Regions from separate parts of the Mus musculus genome. Here region 1 is linked to region 2. The links are chromatin contacts, found by Hi-C or POLR2A ChIA-PET in ENCODE. All regions are on one chromosome and are shown on one strand. The core of a region is the stretch at or near the end of the contact, and the rest is flanking DNA. Distances in the headings are between cores, read along the strand shown. Region 1 overlaps Tmem131 (transmembrane protein 131). Region 2 holds the start of Tmem131 (transmembrane protein 131).

What was found. A loop is a pair of places that touch in the nucleus more often than their neighbours do. ChIA-PET counts read pairs that join two places held with the same protein, here RNA polymerase II (POLR2A).
Region 1: a map of left cerebral cortex shows a loop between it and region 2 (2.4-fold over the local background). The contact joins the enhancer-like site here to the promoter of Tmem131 in region 2. A Hi-C loop is called at or near these places in 1 of 37 maps with a recorded cell type or tissue (left cerebral cortex). POLR2A ChIA-PET finds 5 or more read pairs at or near these places in 1 of 5 experiments (embryonic stem cell).

Annotation. Positions count from the first base shown.
Region 1 is chr1:36,800,689-36,803,388 of GRCm38, forward strand. Tmem131 (transmembrane protein 131) reads right to left here. Exons shown (of 41, transcript NM_018872.2): 33 at 1,137-1,264. Among named protein-coding and RNA genes, the nearest start is that of Zap70, 40 kb to the left of the region's middle. Within about 2 kb of position 1,263, at least 1 of the 3 ENCODE cell types and tissues checked has a DNase peak (open chromatin) inside an H3K27ac peak, as active enhancers do; it is left cerebral cortex, where a contact is called at or near this core.
Region 2 is chr1:36,938,225-36,940,924 of GRCm38, forward strand. It overlaps Tmem131 (transmembrane protein 131), which reads right to left and starts at 1,303. Exons shown (of 41, transcript NM_018872.2): 1 at 941-1,303. The coding sequence starts at 1,121.

The DNA.
Region 1 (2,700 bases), core at 13-2,512, 140 kb before region 2:
TCCAAGAATGCCATTTATGGGCAGTGTTACACAATTTTCTGTTCTTCTACTTCTGGCTGGCAGGGTTAGTTTAAAATTCCATATTCTAAAAATGGCAGAAGACTCCTAAAACACAGACACTCAACCTTCTGGTAGAGGCTGTGTGAGCTATTTTTAGGTAAGTTATCTGTAACTGTGGGGGTGTCTATTTTACAAAGTTTAACTTTGCCACTGTAAAATTAATTGGCTTTAAAGTAAAAAAGGTGCCAGACTATTTTATTTTTTGCTAATTCAATATTCCTAAATTAAGCCAGATGGTTTCCCAAAAAAAAAAAAAAAAAAAAAATTTAGAGCTTTTAAATAAAATGGACAACAGCCCACTGACTTGAAATGATTCCATCATCAAGGGTGAGAGAGGTTCAGATGCCAGCTTGGTCTTGGCTCATGTCTTGCACCCTGGAGGCTCTTTCTGGGGTCCAGGGAGGTAACAATGATAAGAGAACCCCCATCCTTCTCGCCTCACCTCCCCATCTGCCATGAACCATCACCTCCACAATGCTAACCCTGACATCAGCTCAGTAGGAAGATGCTAGCCCAGCTTATGAAAATACGAAGAACTCTTAGTCAACAACCCATTAGCTCAACACATCCTTTTTCTTGGGAAGCAGTCCACAGAAAGCCTCCTTATGGGGCCTGCCTGAATTCTGCCCTGTGGGTACTAGACTTCTTCCATGGTAGGCTTGTCTCATTGGGGACACCATCCCAGAACATGATTCAGGCAAGAATAACTCTTCCAAGGTTTACAGCACAGAATTCTAGATCCCAACTGCATCCCTGGTTTGTGACACTGCAGACGCCAAGCTCTTGAGAAAAGTTAGCTCCTTTACCAGTGGGTGACCCGTCAAGGTTACTTCTGTCCACAGGGTAGGTACTGTGGGTCTGTATTAAACCAAGCCTTCACAACAGACTGCTAACCCTACCCTCACATGCCTGGCATCAGAAGCAGGTGCAAACCCCTAAGCATCCACCTGACTAGTAGACATTAGACACGAGAGGCCTAGTGGAACAGCAGTGCATGGCTTCTGCTGCTCACACCCTCCCTTAGAGAAGTGACTGGAGCAATGCCTGGCTCCCACCAACAACCCCACGATACTTACCTGCCTTTCACATCTGTTGGGATTTCTTTCTTAGCGTTTAAGAGCTTTTTGCTCTTGGGCTTCCCTTGAGACAGTTCACTTTCCTGTTTTTCAGGCACGGCTGGTCTCCCCTTGTGCTTCTCTGTATCCTGTAAAGACACAGATGCAGGTGCTCAGAAGGATTAGCAAGATGATGGAAATGAAACCATAACCCAAGACACAGCCATACACGGCAGCCTGAGGAATGACAGAGCCCCACTGCAGAGCTCCTTGCTGGCCTGTAGCTTTCTGTGTAAATCAGGCTTGGCCTTGAAATCCATGTTCACACGTCTGGGCTGCCTGAATGCTGGGTTTACAGGTGTATACAGTACGATGCTGTCCGCATAAACTCCCTTCTTGAAATCTGTTGAACCTCTATCAATGTTTTAGCTGTTTTTAACTTAGTGTAATCGTCTTTTGATGAGTCTTAAGTGTAAAGTCATTCAGATTACATTTATGTGCAGTGGGCAGTGGCAGCATCAATTAGTAGCTTCTTACTAAAGTACCGTGAGTAAAACCTGGTCTCTACTTATAAGACTGATCCAGTAGAGGTTATACGGCTGTATGTATGTATGTCTCAGTACTCTCCCCACAGTGCTGTGTGTATGTATGTCTCAGTACTCTTCCCAGTGCTGTGTGTATGTATGTCTCAGTACTCTTCCCCGTGCTGTGTGTATGTATGTCTCAGTACTCTTCCCCGTGCTGTGGGTATGTATGTCTCAGTACTCTTCCCCGTGCTGTGGGTATGTATGTCTCAGTACTCTCCCCGTGCTGTGGGTATGTATGTCTCAGTACTCTCCCCGTGCTGTGGGTATGTATGTCTCAGTACTCTCCCCGTGCTGTGGGTATGTATGTCTCAGTACTCTCCCCGTGCTGTGGGTATGTATGTCTCAGTACTCTCCCCGTGCTGTGGGTATGTATGTCTCAGTACTCTCCCCGTGCTGTGGGTATGTATGTCTCAGTACTCTCCCCGTGCTGTGGGTATATGTCTCAGTACTCTCCCCGTGCTGTGGGTATATGTCTCAGTACTCTCCCCGTGCTGTGGGTATATGTCTCAGTACTCTCCCCGTGCTGTGGGTATGTATGTCTCAGTACTCTCCCCGTGCTGTGGGTATGTATGTCTCAGTACTCTCCCCGTGCTGTGGGTATGTATGTCTCAGTACTCTCCCCGTGCTGTGGGTATATGTCTCAGTACTCTCCCCGTGCTGTGGGTATATGTCTCAGTACCGGCTTGCCAGAAGATGCTATACTTCTCTAGTCATTTGCTAAAATGGGAACTAAGTCCAATGCTCCAGCACAAGTTACAAATGAAATGGGATTAGACAGGGCACCAGGCCAACTGCAAGGCACTGCAAAGGGACAGTGGGACATGCGCATCCTATGTGAAACATGAAATCACCCAGGGAACAGAGCCGGGACTGCTTGTGAACTGATTTTTTAGGCCGTTAGATGGAGACCAGAAGCCAGATTCTGATCCGCAGTGTAGATCTGAACACACTCACCTAAAACAAGAACGAGTTGGAGCCTGCCTTTCCACTCAGCACTT
Region 2 (2,700 bases), core at 53-2,552:
TCTTCTTAGGGAAAAAAAAAAGCAGCATTCACTGTGAATTAATTCATGAAGGTTCTGTGACTGCTCACACTTCTCCTTGGGCTCACGTTCAGAAACAGGTAGTCCAGAACACCCCCACCCCCAAATTAGTCTTCAAGACTGCAAAGTAATTTCTGATCTTGTCAAAGTACCAGTTTTACAACCTTACAATATTAGAGGAGTTATTAAAACTGGAGTGCGGCTTCAATTGTGAGTTACAGGTGAAGGGTGTGCAAGCTGGGAACTTGACATTCGTTTCTAAGGGCTCACACATCAAAGAGAAAGGCACCGAATTACGTGAGGATATTAAAGCAGAAATGGAAACCGGCTTCCAGTAGCTTACTAGAGGCAAATGAGAGTCTATTTAGGGCTAATAACAAACGATCCTCCATACCGCAAAGGGATAGTGAAGAAGGATACTAAGGAAACAAGAGCCTCTTCAAAGAGATGTCCCAGCAAATAGAAATTTTATAAGCCGTGTATTGAAGCCTTTCCACCAGTCTCGCTTTTTTTTTTTCTTCTTTTTTAACCACCGCATTTTAAAGTGAGCTCGGTCCGCATGCCCAAATTAAAACCTGACAAAGGGAAAACAAGAAAAGCGTCCCGCGATCGACCTAGCAGGAGCCACCAAGAAGCCTAAAAGCGGGGTGCCTCCTCGCATAGCGGGCCAAGTGGCAAGAACCTACAAGAGAGCTCGGGAAGTTTTATGGGCACTGACAGTAGACGAGGGAAAGACCGGGACACGGTGAGGGGAAAGGAATCACGGAGCAGCGGCAGAGCCGCGGCGCGCGGCCGACGCGGCAGCTCGCCGAACCCCGAGTCGCCGGCTCGGGACGGGGCTCGACCCAGCAACTTCGCGCCGGCGCCCGTCGCGGGCCTCCCTCTGCCGCCTGTCGCCCGCCGCCCGCCGCCGGCAACCCACCTTCCTTCTCGGCCCGCGCCGCGGCCACCACGAGGGTCATCACCAGGTGCAGCGCTCCCAGGAGGCCCGCGGCTGCGCTCCGAGGACCCCCGCCTCGGCCAGCCGCGGGCTCCAGCCCGGCCGCGGAGGACGTGGAGGCGGCGGCGGCGGCGGCGGCTGCTCCTCCCGCCCGCTTCCCCATCCTGGCGGGCCGGGGGCCGCCGAGCTCGAGGTCCTGCGCGACCCTTCTCCGCGAGGCGACGGCAGCGGCGCGGGAGCCGTGGTCCGGGCTATGGCCGCGGTGCCCGAGGAGAGAGCGGTTGTGGGCCCAGAGCTCGGGCTCCCGGCGTGGGTCTGGGTCGGTGCGTGCGTGGGAGCGAGAGTGTCAGTCACAGTCTCGGCATCGGCATCGCCTACGAAGAGCCGGAACGGAGAGGCCGCGGGTCAGGCACGGCGGGCGGCCATACTGGAAACGGGCAAGGGCCGCGGGCCCCGGCGCTGGCCTCTAAGGGGCGGGGCAGAGCGCAGGGGCCCGCCCCCTCCGTGCCAATACCTGGGCGGCCCGCCGGTTCGCGTGCTCCCCGTGGACTCCGTGAGCTCCGGCTCCTCGCCCCGCCCTCAGAATCACACGGGCTTCACCGACCGGACGGGCCGGGGCGGCCAACCGCACCCTGTCACTGCCGCACGGCCCGGGAGAAGGAGGGAGAGGGACCCGGGCCGGCCAGGAGTTAAGATGGCGGCCGGAGCTTCACGGAGGCAATGACGGCAGTCACGTGGGAGATAGGGTAGCCACGCTGCGCAGCCGCTTTGGTGCGTGGGCGGGGCCCGGCCGCGCCTCCGACGCCGGGACAAACCCGGGTCTAGTGGTACTGCAATGTCCGAGCCTTTCAGAGGGCTGAGTGCGCATCCGGAGCCCAGCGCCGACAGTCCGTGCCAGTGATTTCTCGGGTCGCACCTCTGCCTCTCGGTGGCTTTGACGTGGGAAGTGTTCAGGGTCCGATTCAATTTCTTGCAGTGCTTCCTTAAGAACGGGGGACCCGCCCTCTTTACATTTGTGTCTTCCAAAGCGTACCCAAGAGGGACTTAATGGAACCTTCGTACCTCTTGTTCACAGGAAGCCCTTTTTATGCAGTTTCTTTGCTTGCTTGTATTTGGAAACTTACCATGTGTGTAAAAAGCATTAGTTGGGGCGGGGTGGAGGAACAAGGCGAGGTGTGCCAGAAATCAGACTGGGTTTTCTCTGTCTTGGAATGATCAATATGTTTCTATGCGCATACTCCTTTCAAAGGCCAAAATCAAAGATGGTGTGTCTTAGTCTCCTGTAAGAAGCACCTCATGTCTCCCAGGTTAAAGTTTGAGTGTGTGTGTGTGTTTTTCTGTGTGTCTGTTTGCTCGATACAAGTCTTAATCTAGGCCCTTTGGGGAAGGGGAAGGAAGGATATTGTCACAGTTTGGTAGCCTGGTCACTTCCCCCCAGAGCCTAGCCCCAGAGTCTTTTTTTGCTTTTCTCAGCTTTTGGTTGAGTTAGTCGATCTATTTAAAAGGCCACATTTGCCTATTGCATGTCTTAGAACAAACTAGAAAAGAAAATGGGATTTCAGAAAACCTTTTTTAAAAGGTACTCAACGTTCTTCCTTCTGCTGTCGTCCTGTTTGTGAAGCAAACATGTAAATTAATAATACATTTTGAAGGCGTCCTCACCCCCGATGGCTTTTGGTTTGCCCCCCACCCCCACCCCCAAGGCATTCTCCTTCTGTAGCCTAGGTTGACCTAGAACTCAC